Regions from separate parts of the Homo sapiens genome. Here region 2 is linked to region 1. Evidence: chromatin loops called from intact Hi-C (ENCODE). Cell type or tissue: natural killer cell. All regions are shown on one strand. Links, peaks and the distances in the headings refer to the core of each region. The heading gives the core; the rest is flanking DNA. Region 1 has its middle 120 kb from the start of CRIM1-DT. Region 2 has its middle 380 kb from the start of CRIM1-DT.

Evidence for each region. Hi-C counts contacts between places; a loop is a spot of excess contacts. Peaks named below come from ENCODE experiments on the same cell type or tissue, not always from the same donor. Only the 100,000 strongest peaks of a DNase experiment are listed, where the experiment ranks them.
Region 2: a loop joins it to region 1, with 2.4 times the contacts of the local background. A loop is called at or near these places in 5 of 110 quality-filtered maps.

Annotation. Positions count from the first base shown.
Region 1 is chr2:36,236,042-36,244,966 of GRCh38, reverse strand. No RefSeq gene overlaps it. Among named protein-coding and RNA genes, the nearest start is that of CRIM1-DT, 120 kb to the left of the region's middle. In natural killer cell, for the core only: no CTCF peak of the experiment used is centred there; a DNase peak (open chromatin) is centred at 4,306; H3K27ac peaks cover 1,884 bases.
Region 2 is chr2:35,967,947-35,976,871 of GRCh38, reverse strand. No RefSeq gene overlaps it. Among named protein-coding and RNA genes, the nearest start is that of CRIM1-DT, 380 kb to the left of the region's middle. In natural killer cell, for the core only: CTCF peaks have their summits at 3,129, 3,328 and 3,528; a DNase peak (open chromatin) is centred at 3,531.

The sequences.
Region 1 (8,925 bases), core at 393-8,392:
GATCATCCTGGTCAACATGGTGAAACCCCGTCTCTACTAAAAATACAAAAATTGGCTGGGCATGGTGGCAGGCACCTGTAGTCCCAGCTACTCGGGAGGCTGAGGCAGGAGAATCGCTTAAACCCAGGAGGCGGAGGGTGCAGTGAGCCAAGATTGCACCACTGCACTCCAGCTTGGGCAAAAGAACAAGACTCCATCTCAAAAAGAAGAAGAAGAAGAAGAAAAAAAGAAGTTACCTGTACTCATATGTTTATCACAGCACTATTCACAATAGTAAAGGTATGGAATCAACCTGTGTCTCCAAATGGAGGATTAGATAAAGAAAATTGGGCATATGTATACCTTGGAATAGTACTCAGCCATAAAAATGAAATGTCTTTAGCAGCAATATGGATGGAACTGCAGACCATTATGCTAAGTGAAATAACTCAGAAACAGGAAGTCAAATACCCCATGTTCTCACTTGTAAGTGGGAGCTAAACAATGGGAACACATGGACATACAGAATGGAATAATAGACATTAGCGACTCTAAAATGTGGGATAGTGGGAGTGGGGAAAGGGCTGATAAGTTACCTATTGGGTACAATGTTCACTATTCGGGTGATGGGTATACAAAAGGCCCAGACCTCACCACTATGCAATATATGCATGTTAGAAATCTGTACTTGCACCTCCTAAATATATAAAAATTACAGGAAAATTAAAATAAGCTTATACATGTGTAGGTAGCAACTAATTGACCTATACAAGAAATTATTTTATTTTATGAAATAATGATCACTAGTTGGAGACTTAAATGTGTTTATTTTAAAAGCTTTACTATTAATCTCAATCAAATCTCATCTTCTCCTCAGCTGTTGCCGTGGAAGCTGGATGTGAAGGAGGTGGGGGCTGAGGCCTGGTGCTTAGTCCCCTCTCCCCTAAGTCCTTTCCTGGGCATTGACTTCTGTGGCGTGGTAGGCAAGATGGAAGCAAGCATATGGGGAGGCAGAAGTGTTTTTACTTGACTGCCCATGTGTGGTGGTTTCACATCTTCCCTTAGGCCAATCTGGTTCCAGCTGAGGATGTTGATAGTATCTGCTGGCATTAAGGTTTCCAACCAGATGGTGTGCTTGGTCTTCACTGGGTGGCATTTATCATTGCCCCAGCCTTCCTTATCACTGAAACATTCCCTCAAGGAATAGCCATGTATCCCTTCACTTCTCCAGCAGTACACTTCTTTGGATTAGACATCCTATCTATTGGCTCAGAAACTGCCAGGGTATTCTCAGCTCATTTCTGTACTGTATTCTATGAAAGTGGAATGCTTTTCCACATGCTCTGAGGGCTGTGAAGAGCTGGGAAAGGCTGCCTAGGAATGCCAAACCCTTTAATTTCCACTGGCATGGGCTGCTCCAGTGGTCTCTATCCCTTGTAAGTCTCTAAGGAGCCAGAAATAGGCAGCCTGCTTTATATTCAAGAATGACCTATAAACTTTAAGATAAACCTCTGAAGCACTTACTTCCTCCTGTCCACAGTTGGGGAAACAGACCAAAAAATAACACCAACATACCTTCAGAGTTCTAGAACTCTCTCCTAAGGATCCCTTAGCATGCTCCTCCCTGGGGTGTTGCCAGCATGGACCTAGGGGTACTGCAGCTCAGCAAGCCCCCAGCCAGGGAGCCAGTTGTCAGTAACTCCATCTTTCTGGAACCTCCAGGCTTCACAGATAATTATATTGGCTTCTCACAGGGGAGCATCTCTTATTCCTTTATCTTCTTTTCATAAACCCTGTAGTACCCACCTCATCTGGCCCCATGGTTGACTTTTTTTTTGATGTGGGGATTGGTGGAGGGTTGAACAGTCAGTGGAAATTCTGCACTGGGTCGGCCTCTCAACAAGTCTTTCAAGGAGGTGTTGGTTCCAGTTCCAACTGAGAACAACTTCTTGTCATTATGGGATAACTTGCCTTTTCTTCAAAACAGCATGGAAAATCTCACTCTACCTGTAAATCAGAGACTATATTTGTCCTTAATCCTCAACATGTTACTAAATGCTTTTCAAATAATAGAAACTCAATAAACATTTGTTAAAGAAGAAAGACAAGGGCAGTTTGAGTAAGTTTAACTTTATTTTCAAAAAAATTTAAGAAGCTTCCAAGAGAGATGGATACTTTCTGATAGAAAAGAAGGCTATATAGAGGTTACAATGGATTTATGAGAAAAAATCTGGTTCAAGTAATCTGACATAATTCCTTGCTGACATTCTCTGATGAAAATTAATGATTGGAAGATGATGTATTAAGATATTATATGCAATTTAACTCAGGCAAAGTTGTGTATTATATAAAATAGTAGAGAAAAGGGATTTGAGAATCAGTATGAAAGCAGACAGCCAACAAAGAGAAACAAATAGGCTTTAGACTGTGCCTGTAAAGGATGAAGATAGCAACCATTTCAGTTTGTGTCTTTTTGTCTTTTAAAAACTCATTTGACTTTTTATTTGACTGACCTGACCAAATTTCCATGTTGTTTTGGAGCCATGGAAACAGAGTCATGATGTGCTATTGAATGAGACAAAATAAATACAGACGGGCTTAGGTGTTAATGAAATTTTTTATGTTTCATATGATTATTTGTGGGATTAGCTTGTATAATATAATTACTAGTTCACATTTCCTTTAAAGTCTCTCATGATTTTTTTTTCAGATGGAGAATTATATTTGGAGTATGGCAGATTTTAGAAAAATTTGTAAAGAAGGAATTATCAGTTTCTGCTTACTGTAGATACCCATGCCCTCCTAAATTTGGAGAGATCCTCACTCCATTTTGGAAGCATTCCCTTCTGAAATTGTCATGTATTGACTCTTCACTATCTCTCCCGGTAGACGTGGTAAGCTGCTTGAAGACTACATCCTATTTGTCTTTGCGTTAGCAGCAATGATCACAGAGTGTAGGACATAATAGGTACACAATAATGGTTTAATGCATGAATAAATAGTTATCAGGAGCCCCTGCACCAGTCTTACAATCCCAGCCCTGGTATTTCATATATTGGTGTAAAATCCTAGTTACCCAAATGCTTCTGAAATTGCTTGTTTCTTCCTAACCCATGATAAGATCACTCAGTTCTTTACTGATAGATGACTTCCCAATTTCCATTAGGATTTTCTCTGAAATGCATCTTGCTTGCTGGGGCACTGCTAACTTCCCAGGCCTTGCAGGCCTATTATCCAGAGACTAAACCTTGCTCCCACAGAGACCTCCATCACTAGCCTGAACTCTCTGGGGTTAAATAACCCTTCAGATTATGTTCCAGGGTTATTAGCGATACGAGAGTCTAAGCAAGTACTCTTCATTTATTTTCCTCCAATCCTGCCTACATTTATCTAACAAATTGAAAATATTATTCTTTCCTTTTGCTTATTGTACCTCTGGAAAATCTGCCAGGAAGAATTTAATAGACATTAGACTGGGGTTCATCCTTTAACAGCATAATATTTATTTCTTCACCTGAAGGTTAAGAGGGTTTAATCTTCAGAAAGAACTATTAGTTTCTACCTCCTGCAGTACAGTTGGGAAGAGGTTTCAATTCTAATCTGGGAAAGTTAAATGATGGGAATGGGTGCTGGTCATATTTCTTTAAGGATGGGCTAAGGGACTCGTACCCAGAAAAAAAAGTCTCATAAAAGTAGGTTAGAGTTCCAAGTGTTCTAGCTCTTTCAACATATGTCATGCTGCTGCCTGGGCACATATTCTTCTGATATCAAAACTGATAGTAATGTCAAAGATACAATGTGTTTTTGTGGAGGAGAACAGTGAGTGAAGTTTGGGTAACAGGTGTAGGGATTCAAGTCAGAGGAATAAGAGAATGCCACTTATGCCTCTTAAGCTGTAGCCCAAGCTTAGTAATAATCTCCTTTGAGTGTGTGTGTGTGTGTGTGTGTGTGTGTGTGTGTGTGTATCCATAATTTGAACAGTCCCAGGGTGTGCTGTGGCTTTATTGGGGAACCAGAAATGCCGAGCCCTTTTCTTGAGGTTAAGAGCTGCTGCAGAGCTGTTGGCCTCAGATAATGTTCTGATCTGGGAGACAGAGAGGACCTTCTGCTTTCACACCCAGGATCTCATTTAGAGAGTAATGTTCAGTTTCACCCCAACAATGTGCTCATTGCTGCGATTTCCAGCACTATTAATATTAAGGAACTTGTGTTTGGGGGTGGGGTTGGGGAGGGAGGAAAATAATTGGCAGGCTGAATATGCTGATCTTTTCACACACTCCTCTTTTGCTTCCTCTCTGCGGCTGCAGTTGGGTTTGCTTGCTGTCTCCACCGAGCTGACGTGTGATGTCTGCAGCGCGAGTCAAAGCCACCTCGCAAAGGCAGCCGTGTTCCCTGCCTTGACATCTCATCCCTCGTCCTTACTCAGATCTCGTCAGCCTACACGGTCTGCTCCTCCAACAGCTAATAGCGAAATGACTGCGGGGAAGGCAATGACAGCAATCGCTGTTCAGCATTTATTTTACCTTTGATTTTTTGCTGCACATAAAATTCCAGGCCTGAGCTGCGGGGCAGACATAGAGGAGAGTGCGGGGGCTTGGAAGAAGGTGGGACTCTGAAATCTGCCCCTCCTCCCCCTTCAGTACAACGTAATGTGAGCTGAGTGGTCTCTGGCAATGATTTAATGCCTCCTTTGGACATTTGCCGGTTAACATAGCAAGATTGACAGTGTGCATCGTGAGTTGTATGTAGCTACCAAGGCTCAGAGGCTGTATATTTCCCTATCCTGCATGTCATTCCTGAGACCTTTTATAAATTCAGAGGCAGGACAGCAAGCTAGGCTCCTACCATCATCTGTGTTCTTGCTTCTTTATTGTTCTCAGTACCAAATGATATTCCACAGCACCTGCTCATACTGCTTAGTGCCATATAAGGAGAACCAGGTAGGAACACATGCTGCCCTGCCCTCCAGGAGCTTGCAGTTTAAGGCAAATACCCAGACAGAGACAAATGTTATTTCTGAATCTTTTTCCTCTCTGTTACTTGGCAAACAGCTAGTGATATGGTTTGGCTCTGTGTCCCCACCCAAATCTCGTCTTGACTTGTAGCTCCCATAATTCCCTTGTGTTATGGGAGGGACTTGGTGGGAGATGATTGAATCATGGGGGCAGTTTCCCCCATACTGTTCTCATGGTAGTGAATAAGTCTCACGAGATCTGATGGTTTTATAAGGGGTTTCCCTTTTCTCTTTGCTCTCATTCTGTCTTGTCTGCTGCCATGTAAGATGTGCCTTTTGCTTTCCACTATGATTGTGAGGCCTCCCCAGCCACATGGAACTATGAGTCCATGAAACCTCCTCTTCTTCATAAATTACCCAGTGTCAGGTATGTATGTATTAGCAATGTGAAGATGGACTAATACAGCTAGCCATAGTGGACATATTACACAAACTTCATACTCAAGAGCTTCATCCCAGTCCTGTCTTGGTCATTTAATAGCTTTGTGACTTTGGGCAACTCATTTAACTCTTTCGAGTCCCAACTTCCTTATCTGTAAAGCTGTACAACAATGAAGCCTATGTCCTGGTGTTGCTGCGAGATTAGACATAGTGTTTAAAAACCAAGCTGGCCTACAGGAAGAGTTTAATTTCTGGTAGTTGACATTTTGGAGAGTGAATCTAATGATAAGTGCATGGGCATCGTCACATTTCCCGTGATGTGTATGGATGGATTTGGAGCTCTGAATAAGTACAAAGGAATTGTTTTTGAAACGTGTCACTTCACATTGCCAGTTCTCTCTTCCTCCTCATCTGTATTTTTTCCTGTTATTGAACCAATTCATGGAGCTAGCATGGAATTTCTATTAACTTACTCCACATAGATATGACGCTATCTGGATAGGTTAGCCTGAACATAATTTCTCAATTAACTAAATTCTGCTTCTAAGCGATTTACAGCATAGTGGTCTTTTCATTCATTCCCTTCAACTTGGGGTAGTAATGGATGCAGTTATTGCATTGAGCACTCACGGAGAGTGGTCTACATGGATACCATTTTTCTTTTAACAAATAATTTGCCTTTAAATATAATGTTCTATGGTGCGGTTATGTATGTAATAATTTGTTGATAATTTTTTATTCATATATACTAGGATCATCCATTATAATCTAATTGAAAAACACTGTTACAGAGCAAATGACAATTACGTTTGATCCTTTTGTTTAACCAGTTAGTATAAGCATAGCTTATACTGGATATAGTTCACATGGAATGATTGATAGGTGAGGTGAGATTATTTTATATCAAATCTTGTAACCAATCTTGTAACTCCACAGGCCAATTTTCTATTACAGGCTTGGGTAGACGCTCCTGCAATTTTTTTCTGAGAAGAAAATGATCCTGTTAATGTAGTCTTTTTGTTCTTGCCTTTAGACAATCATCTAACAGTTTTTTATACTCATATAGCTCTTTGTATTTTTCAAAGTCCTTTCTCTTGAATTCCGTGATATGGATCCCATTTCTGGTTTCCATCTCCTTACCACCATATATAAAGATAAATGCCAACTGCCCAACGACGTGAGGGAAAAGTGGGGATAATTCTTTGGAATGTTAAGCATTATTCCTTCAGGGCTTGACAATCCAGCATACTGTGAAAGCATAGGGCCATTTTTGGAAGAAGAGAAGGAAGATGGAATTTACAGTCTTGGAATCCTTTCAGCATTCTACAGTGTAAAGTGTGTGTGTGTGTGTGTGTGTGTGCACGTGCACACATATGGGAGGGATTTCTTGGTTACGTTAATAATTTATGACATCCTGTGTTATTTGCCAGTGGATTTATGAGTTACTGCAACAAGATTATAAGCAACTCGAGGTCAGAGAATCTTTTTTACAGCTTTATAGGTCTCAAAATGCTTAGCATAGTTCAGGGAAATTGTAAGTATACTGTGGATTCTTGCTGAATGGAATTGAAAGGTACTTTCTGCTTCTCACGCCTACCTAACATTAGATTGCGTGAAGTCAGTGCAAGGGGACTTGCTCATTATGCCTGCTCTGTGGATAGTAAAGCAAATGCTTACTAGAAGGAGGGTCAATAAGATACAAAAAAATTCAGGTTGGAATAAATGGACCATGCCCTTTTTTGATACCTAATGACTCCAAATTACTTTTAGCAATGAAAGCTCATTAACTTTTTCACAAAGTGGTAATGTGAAACCTGTTCCAAAATATGTGAATTGCTTTAAAATAATGTCTCATAGAAGTTAAATTGAAAACAAGAAAAATTCCTGAGACAGAGCTGATGTCTATTGCATGGTAGTACAGAGCCATTTGGGAACTATTTTAAGAATGGAGACCCTCCTAACCAAAGTCAGGGTTGGGGATAAATGGAACTGGCAGTCACCCATGATATGCTCAAGAAACACACTGTGCAACTGAGATTTGAGAATTTTTGCTGCAGCCTTACCGCTGCTGATGCTAGCCCTTAGTGACTAAAGGGTGCGGATAAGCAAGGTGCTGTAGAAGAAATGGACCAAGAATTTGAAAATAAACACAATAGCTCATTAGTAAATATACCATGTCCCTACTTATTGGACCAAATTCTCCTCTTTGAGCCAAGGATGGTCATGGAAATTGTGGTTTCTCTTGAGGTCAGGTGATTTGTTCATTTGGTGCTTCTTGAGTTTCTCTGAGGTTGTCTGGGATAAGCCTGATCACCTGGTAGGATTTTCTTGAAGGAGTTGTCATGGAGTGAACAATGGACATACAGATTAGTTGCCCATTTCAGAGGGTTTAGTAGGAATTGGCAATATCATTGACATTTGGTTCTTGGTTCTACCTCTCCTTATGCTTTTCTCATGACTAAATAATGGAAGACTTGCTTTTCTGACACTGTTTACCAGCACCTAACTGCCAGGCAGACAGATTCTGCTCTTGTATGAGGAAAGAGTGTGGTTATGGAGATTGGTGTGAAACAGTAAAGTGTGACATGTTTATGACTAAAAACACATGTTGGCAATGCCATCTCCAGAGTGGGAAAGTTTTATTTTATAATTTCCACAATTCAAAAGACTGGTGATTTTTACTCTAAGTTTTAATTTATTGTGGCTCTACGCCTGTTTGTAAAATGCTGGCCCTCTGGGAAGTATATTTTGATGCCTACAGATAGCTAACAACCAGAATTCATAATTTTCTAACTAGAGTTTTAAAACCCCTATATTTGTAATAGTCTTATGATGAAACAATGTACTGAAGAAATCAAGGACTTTGCGACTTCAGGAATGGGGAATATCAATGAAGGTTTAGTAATGCTATAAAATGGAGCCCTTTTGTTGGGATCTCTTTATTTGCTTGTTCATCTCTGTACATGCATTTGGCAAAATTTGCCTCTTTAGCTTAAATATTGTCTCAGCATACATTTAAAAAAATTGTGTACTCTTGAAGCTCATTATAAATACCAAATTTTGACTCAAAATATAATTCACTAAAATATAATAGTTTTAACATTATTCTATTTAAAACCTTTTCCTCCTCACATTTTATAGATTTTTCTAAAGTTGCAACTATTTAACATAAAACAACAACCTAAAAAATTCTACTTAGAAGATCTAAGATCTTTTATCATACCATTTATTTTACTGAGGTTATTTCCTAATAGTTCTTATTTTTAACATTTATTTTGAGTGTCAGATTTCATTATATCTCAGCCATTCCATGTATGCCTCCCCCATAGAGAAATAATAACCTGATTCATAAATGGTAAACAGTAAATTCATACATGAAAATATAAAGATAAATTATTATTTCTAAAGTTGAATAATATTAATACATTTGGCCTCAAGAATTCATGTTTCTGCAAGGACTTTATGGGTAATAGGTGTGAACCCAGTTGCAAGGATGTGGTTGAAAAGGCCTCTGCCAGTATACTAAAAATTTGCTAAGAGGGTAGATCTTA
Region 2 (8,925 bases), core at 482-8,481, 270 kb after region 1:
AAGGGGAGCTGAATGAATCATAAAAGGATGTGGAGGAGTTTGTCAGGTGGAGAAAGTATGACGTGAAATGCAATGCATGCAGAGAAAAGCATTGTGTATAAAAATGGGAAGCCTGAAACACTCTGGTACTTTCGGGTAACAGGACGTAAACATGATGAGATGCTGGGGAGTGGCCTCAAAGATCAAGGAATTCAGCCACATAAGAGACAAATCAAAGAAGTCCTTGTAATCTATTTTAAGGACTTCTTAATAGATTAATAGATTGTTGTTAAAAATAACAGTTAATCTGCATAAACTTTAACCTTGATTGGGCCTTATACTGACTTAGAAAACCAACTAACTCTGTAATATACTCCACAGTGTAAATAGAATAGACAAAAGAATAGACAATTGAAGGAGTTCTCTCTACTTGATGTATTTACTCTCTTACCTTCCATTCACTTCTCCTACTCTCATTTGGCCCTGCCTTTGCTACATCACCACAATCATTTGGGTCAAGAATGACCTTTATCTATAAATTAAATGCCCACATTTCAGTCCTTTTCTTGTTTGGTCATTTGGGAACATTTAACATTATAAGCTACTAACTGCTCCTTTAAGCGCTCTCTTCTCTTGTCTTCCAAAGATCTCACTCCCCTGATTTTCCTTCTGTTTCTCTGGTCTCTCATTTCAGTCTACTTTGAGAGCTCCTATTCTATTTAACTTTTAAATGTTGGTACTTCTTGGGGTTTTAGGTCCTTTTCTCTTTTTATCATGTCCTCTTTTTTTGGGTAGAGCCCATCTACTTCCATGGTTTTAAATTATAATTAATATCTATATGCAAGTGATTTCTAAATCTTCAACTCCATCAAACATTTTTCTTGTGACATTCATCTTAGCATATTTTCCTGAACATCTCTACTTGGCTATTCAATACCGCAGTCTCAACATGATCAAACATGAAGCCATCATCTTCCCATATCTGTTCTTCTTTTCTCTTAAATAATATGTCTGTTCACTCCACTGTTCAAGCCTGAAAACTGCCATTTAAACCTCCCTATATGTTCCACAGCTGTGCCTATTAATTATACCTCCTAAGTATTTATCTAATCTCTTTGTCTCTCTACAGTGCCACTGCCATTAGACAAGTGCCTGGCTTATCACTGTAGCTTCCCCATCTCCAGCCATCATGCTGACAGTGACTTTAAAAAAATGCAACTTAATCATGTCGCTCTATGGGCAAAATCCTTTGGTGGTTCTACATTTTCTCTGTGATAATGGCTGTTCTTCATGCTAAAATTATCTATCTAGCATATTGCAATCATTAATTTCATTGGCTGTTTATCCAACTAGACAGTAAATTGTTTTCTATAGAATAGAGACAAAGTATTACTAGCCAATGCATACATATGTATGTATGTATGTGTATACACACACACACACACACACACACACACACACACACACACACACATATATATATATATTCAAACCTACTATAATCCCTTAACTGTAATGGTTGCTGTATAGACAAGAATAGAATCTAGAGTATTTACCCTCTCTAATTTTACCGTCTAGCTGGGAGCAAAACAAGATGTAAGGTATATATTAAACCAAGACCATTCAGGAAGTAAACTGTGTAGCAGTGCCTGTAAGTGAAGAGATGAGAAGAAATCCAAACTAACATATTTGAAGAAATATCACCAGAGGTGGGATTGGAGTTGGGTCTTGGAAAATAAATAGTGTCTGAAAACATGAAAGAAGAATACAGTTGATTTCAAAAGTGAGGAATAATGTGTGGAAAAAAAAGAGTATTCAAATAGGAAGACAGGAAGTCAAATTGTCTGTTTCCAGATGACAAGATTGTATAATTTAGAAAACCCCATCGTCTCAGCCCAAAATCTCCTTAAGCTGATAAGCAATAAAAAATAAATAATTTTTAAAATAAATAAATTATCTTTCAAAGCAAATTTCTTACCCATAGTTAGGATAATGCTCTTGCTATATATCTCTAGAATAACCTTTAAATAACTTTAAAATAAATGATTCATTTTTGTTAGAGGCAATAAAATAAAATGAGATATTTAACATTTAATTTACAGTTCTACATGCATTTTCAGATTCTGCTTTACTGTGAGGACTGTTACTATAGTAAAATAAACCCTAATGTAAAGAATGTGATGGGGTCATGTGTGTGTGTGTGTGTGTGTGTGTGTGTGTGTATATATATATATATATATATAAAATTAAATAATCTGGTATAATCTAGAATTCATTTTTTAAAAGAGATCAGAAAAATGCTGCTTGAAACAGGTGTAAACCATGGATGATAAAGTTCTTTGTTGCCCAGGGATGTTAAATGGATTACACAGTAATGTGAAAGTGCCAATCCTATAGTTAAGGTTGAAAAAGTCATTTCCATTTAAAATTTCTATTTCTTATATGTATATATTTTAAAGTCTTGTTTGCTGAAATTTTTCATGCTTCATCTAAATTTTAGCCACATATTGTGAGGTTACAGAAAACTTCATTTGGCCAATTCTGAGGCATCTAAATGTGTCCACAAGGGATTCGGCATCAAGCCTGATGCAACTTACCTATTTATATTCATACATGTTAATGTGGGATCCCTCCCTCCCTACAATATAATTTAGCTCTTACTGTGTGCATAATTTTATATTTTGCTATTTAAAACGCATGGTCATGATCATTTTGCCATTTTATTAAATATTAAATATTATTAAATATTAAGTTTTAGATGTTTAATGATGATATTTTTATTATTTTTTATGGTTAATTACATCATTTCAGTTTTGTTTTGGTTTCTTTTTGCTATTATAATTAACTCTGTGAATAAAACACCTGTTGTAACAACGTCATTAAGTGCCTTGGAAATTCAGTGCTTAAACAATGACTGGCAGGTGTCCAGCTATGACTGCACAGGAACTTTGTCTCTGATGGGACAACACCAAGGCATGACTTCAACTCCTGAGTTTCCCTGAAGAATCAGCTGACGCTTGCCTGGAACGTTCCCTGAAATCGCACCCTTACTTGGCTTCCTCTCTTTTTCTCCTTCTACTTCCTTCACTTGTTTACCACTTTCCCATGGGAGCATTTCCTTGATAAATCACTGGCAATAAATCCCTGCCTGGGGTCTGCTTCTGGGAAAACTGCCCTAAGACATCTTTTCATAAACTTATGATTATTCTCATAAGATAATGTCTTAGAATTATTCAATCACAAGGTCTACACCTTTTTAAAGTGTTTGATAGATACTGCCTATTTGCTCTCTGGAAAAGTTGTATGAACTTAAGTTCCTGCCATCAACATACACATGCTCCTTCCATAGCACCCTCTGGAGTATTATCAATTATCATTCGAATAAATCCTTGTCTTGTTAATAAGTATATTTTATTTTCAGAATTATTTTGGGGGCTCTTTGCTGAGAAGCTTCTGAAAAGAATTTGGTCAAACTTTTCTGAGATTGTGAATGGTTACAGTATGATGCTTCTACCATTCCTGGGAACAAAAGGCTTCATCTTGTCTGGAGGTAGAGGTGGGCCCCTAGTGGCCATATATGTGCTATGTGGAGACTCTGATCCCATGTTATATCTAATGGGACTTGGAGTAGACATCTGATTAATTTGGGTCCATTGGATCCTCTTTTTGTGAATATGAAACTGAGAGTTAAAGCCAGAAAGTCTAAAAAGCCACAGAGACCAGAAAATGTAGGGAGTGGGACTATATTTATAGCAGCAACCTAAAAAGGAGATCCGCCAGTTCACATGTAACAATGGACTGGAATAGTGGGCTTAAAAATGGATTCATGCTCAAATATGAAAGTATGATAATTAAAGGAACTGGTGTGGCTGAACAGAGAGTAAAAAAGGGACTCCTCAATAAATGATACTGGGAATACTGTTGAATGGAAAGGTGAATATGAATCTCTACTTCATAACATACACAAACATCAAATTCAATTGGAACAATAACAAATAACAGAAGTAAAATTGTAAAACTTCAGAAAAGAACAAGGGAGAATAAAGGCACATCCTTGCAGTATAGAGGAATTTTTATACAAGACACAAAGAGCTCTTATGATAAGGAAAAGACTGAGAAATTTGCTTATATTCAAATGAAAAACTTCTGGTCTTCAAAAGTGACCATTGAGAGAAAGAGATAAGCCAAGCTATTTGATAAACATCATAACCAAGATATTATTAATACCCATACTATATAAAGAATGCCTATAAATTTAAAAAGGCAACATTGTAGAAAAATGGGCAATAAGTATATATAGATACTTTTTGCTAGGGGAAATATGCATGACCCACAAACATATGAAAATATGCTTAGCCTCCTTAGTAGTCAGGGAAAGGCAGATTAAGTACAATAAAATAAGATTTTCATCCACCATAGTGGCTAAAATTTATAAGTTGGATAGAACTAAATATTGATAAGTATGTTGAGCAATGGAAACTCTCATGGGCTGTGTTTCAGAGTGTATTGAAAAGAGCTCTTTGAAAACCTATTTGAAATTATCTTTTAAGTTTTAAAATTTCCATACCAAAGACTTCGAAAATTTCACTTGTAGATACACAGAGCTTACAGAAACAGGGGCACGTGTATACCTGACGATGTGTATAACACCACCCTGTGCAAAATTTTTGTAATAGCAAAAAAGTGGAAGCAGCGCAAATGTTCATCAGCAGTAAGATGGCCATACTATATTTTAGTATATTCATATGTTGATAGATCATAGAAAATGAAGCCACAGCTACATGCATCAGCACATATGAATATCAAAAATAGTGTTTAGTATAAAAGCATAGACTATACACAGTAAACATGTCAGCTGGAAATTAAAAGTAAAAGAACACATATATGTGTTCACGTATAACACACACAACTAGAAAGACAAGTAAAACAGTAATAATTAACACCAAAAATTAAGATTGCGATTAAATCAACCTAAAGAGCCTGAGCAGAATAGTCATACTGCCGGGCTGAGGAAGTAGAGGATTAAAGTTCCAGTCTGCTGAAACTGCAGGTATGGAACAGCATACCTAAGGAGAGGAGCTGAACGGTGAGGAAAATCCAGAAGTTTGTGGGAGTTCCTCATATATAATTGGCCAAGGATTGAGCTGCACATATGCAGGGCAGTATTCACAAGACCTAGAAGAGATTTCCTGCTTCAAGGCTGAGAGCTAGAAGAGGTCAACTCATATTAGAGGTCATGCAGTTTAGGAAGACATTGGAGAAAACCCTGTTCCAAGCTGCAGACAGCTAACTTCTTGTTGTATATTCACATGGTCAAGAGCAGAGCAAGAGAGCTCTCAGGCATCTCTTTAACAAAGGCATTAATCCCATTCACGAGGGCTCCACCCTCATGACTTAAATTACATGCTAAAGGCTCTGCCTCCCAATATCATCACACTTGTTGTTAGGATTTCAACATACAATTTTGAGGGGACATAAACATGCAGTCAATAACAAAAATAATAGACCAAAATACAATCATATCAATAATATTAAATGAAAATGGACTAAAAACTCCAACTGAAAGGCATAGGTTGTCAGACTAGATAAGTATCAAGAATGAGCTCTAAGCCATCAACAAGAGAGATATTTCTGTTTAAAGTAAAAATTCAGAAAGCTTTATTTATTCCGCTGTTCAGTCTCTGCTTTCAAGATATTGCCTTAAAATTAAATCATCTTTATCTACCCTTAGCTATATTAATACAACTTTTAAGTTACGCCTCTCATTCCATCCTCTTTGAACTATATTACCATGATACTCCCAAATACACACTTTTAAGTTAGTTGTCACCTTAGATGAAACATACCCAAGGGTGACTTCATCATTCTACCCATAAGACAAATTTCCCCTCTCAATTATTTTCTGTTAATAAAATTATCATTTTTGCTAATTTTCTAAGTTCAAAACCCTGAATTCAACTTATATTCCATCATCTTTTAATGACTAAATCACATTGCGTTTTTTTCAAAATGTCTCTTTTCACAGCCACAACCATTTACATTATTATTATTACCTGTGTTTCATAGAGTAGCTACGAAGTGTTTAAGCAAAGATAAGGTTATTTGTATGTGCTTATTCTGCACACATTTTAATTTTTACTCATGCTCATCTTGGCATTTTTTCTATGTTAATGGACGGAAGTCATTAAAAGAGCTCCTGATAACTGTTATTAGATTTTTACTTGATTTCCACTGAAATTCAAACTCACAGAGTTTGTAGTCACTTGGTGCTGGAACTCCCATAAAATATTTATTATGGAAAAAACATTATACCAGCATAAGAAGAAACACAAATGTATCTCCAATTCCTTTGTACTTGAAAATTACACTGTTTAAATTATAAACTTTAAGAGATAAATTTTTGTATTCTGCTTCCAAGTTAACCATATATTTTGTTTCTCTTAAAAGGTCTCTGTACTTTATTTTTAACTTCTATATTTCATCAAGTCAGTGTAACATGATTTAAACTGTCCCTCATTGTTAAATATTGGGGCTCTTTAATAATTTTTTTTCTATCACACATAATTCTGCAATGCTTATTTTCTGCATACTTTATTTATTATGATTAATATTAAGTAAACTCTCAAGAATTAGATTGCTGAGTCAAAGAATACAGACATTTTTTATGATTCTTGATTATATTTTACCCAAATTATTTCCAAATGTGTTGCAATCACTTTTGAACTGGCCTAAAGCAATGTGTCTTGAATGCCACTCTGATTAATTCTTTTCTATAATAATTTATTTTGAAATGATTTTGAACAAACAGAAAAGTTGCAAGTTTAGAACAAAGAACTATATCCTCCCTGCCCCTCCATCCAGGTTTCTTAGCTATTACTATTTCATTGCAGCTGCTTCATCACTTTCTCACTTTCTCCATTATCATTTGTTATTTTTTTAGAGTATGTTTGAGAGCAAGTTGTACTCTTAATGCCCCATTGTCCCTAAACACTCCAAAACAAAGTACATGACCACATACCTATTTCCAAGTCAGGAAATGAACATTGATACAACACTACCCTCAAATCCACAGACACCATTCAAATTCTATCAAGTGATCTAAAACGGTTCTTTTTTCTTTATGTTCCAGAATCTTATCCAAGAACAAACACTGTATTTGGTCATGATTTATTTTCAGTCTCTTCTGTCTTGGAGCAGGTCTCAATATTTTCCTGGATTTCATATCATTGATAGTTTTAAAAAGCACAAGCCTTACATTCTGTAAGATGACATTCATCTTTGGTCCATTTAATGTTTCCTAATGACCAAACTCAGATTCAGGTAATTATTTTTGGCACGAATACCACAATAACGAAGCTATGCTTTTCTTAGTACAACTCAGCAGAGAAGAGAAAGTCTTTTCAGCACATGGAACAGTTGGATACACATATGCAAAAAGATGAGCTTCAACCTTTACCTCACACCATACACCAAAAGTAATTTGAGATTGAAAATGAACATAAAAGCAAAACTACAAAGCCTCTAGAAGAAAACACAGGAGAATGTGTTTGTGAATGGAGTGGGCAAAGATTTCTTAGGACACAGAAAGCAAACATCATAAAAATAAATAATAAACTAGATACTATTAAAATTTAAAACTTTGGTTCATAATAGAGATAGCTTTAAGAAAATAGAACAGGCACTGTGATAAAACATTCATAAAATGTTTATCTGACATGACAAAAACAGCAAGAAAAAATTGACAAAAGACCAATAAGCATTTTGCATCACAAAGACATGAATGACAAACACATGAAAAGCATTCAATATCGTTGTTCATCATTCAAATAAAAACACTAAAATGAGATACTACTACACATCCATTAGTAAAGATTCAGTAAAAAAGACTGGTATTAGCTAATATTGTGGAGGATGCAGAGCTATCAGAACCGCCATTTTTTTTCTTGGAAGTGTTAAAATCTTAAACAGTTTATAAATATTACCTTTAAGAATTTGCAATAAAAAACAACAATAACAACATTTTATGTCAGCTTGGGAAATATGATTGTATTAAAAATTGTTAATTTTTTTAAGTATGGTAAAAATCCTGCAGTTATATAAGAAAATATCCTTATGTTTTGGGGACATATACTGAAGCGTATAAGAGGAGTAAAATGTCATGATGTCTAGATTTCTTTAATAATTCATCAATAAAAAAATAGATTCAGTTAACATGTTAAAATGTTATTAATTAAAAATCTAGGTAATGAGTATATCAGGAGTTTGTTATACTATTGTTTGTACTTTTGAATTTCTCATAAGAAAAATTAAAATTTAAAAGAGAAAAATTAAATCAGGATAACATGATAGAAAATGATAGGTTCTATTTGCTGTTTCTTATAAGGTAATCAGAGAAGGTATCCTTGATAAAGTGACATCTGAGCAGACACCAGAATCAAGTGAGGTAGCAAGCCAGCTCTGTTTTGGAAGAAAGCACATTCCCGGCAGAGTACGAGTTGAGAGGACCTGAGGTGGAAATGTGCTTGGCATGTTCATGGCTCACTTGTGCATTTTCAGACAGTTGTCAAGATAGCAGGGGGCTCCTTGGTCTCACACAGTCAGATATACATGTGTGGAAGTTGGCTGAGGCTATTAATCTTTCATCCCCTACTAGTCTAGACCAGAATTTTTTAAATGATCAATTTTCAAAATTTTTGGTTCCAGGCTCCTTTAGCCTCTTAAAAATGATTGAGGATATCAGAGAACTTTATTCTGTGTGAGCTATATTAATCAATATATATTACATGTATTGGAAATTAAACTGACAAAAGTTAAAAACATCCAATAATAATAAACTCATGGAATATTAGCATAAATAACATTATATGAAAAAATCGTATATTTTCTAAAACAAAAAAAATTTAGCGAGTGGCATTGTTTTAAATTGCTGCAAATCTTTTTAATGCA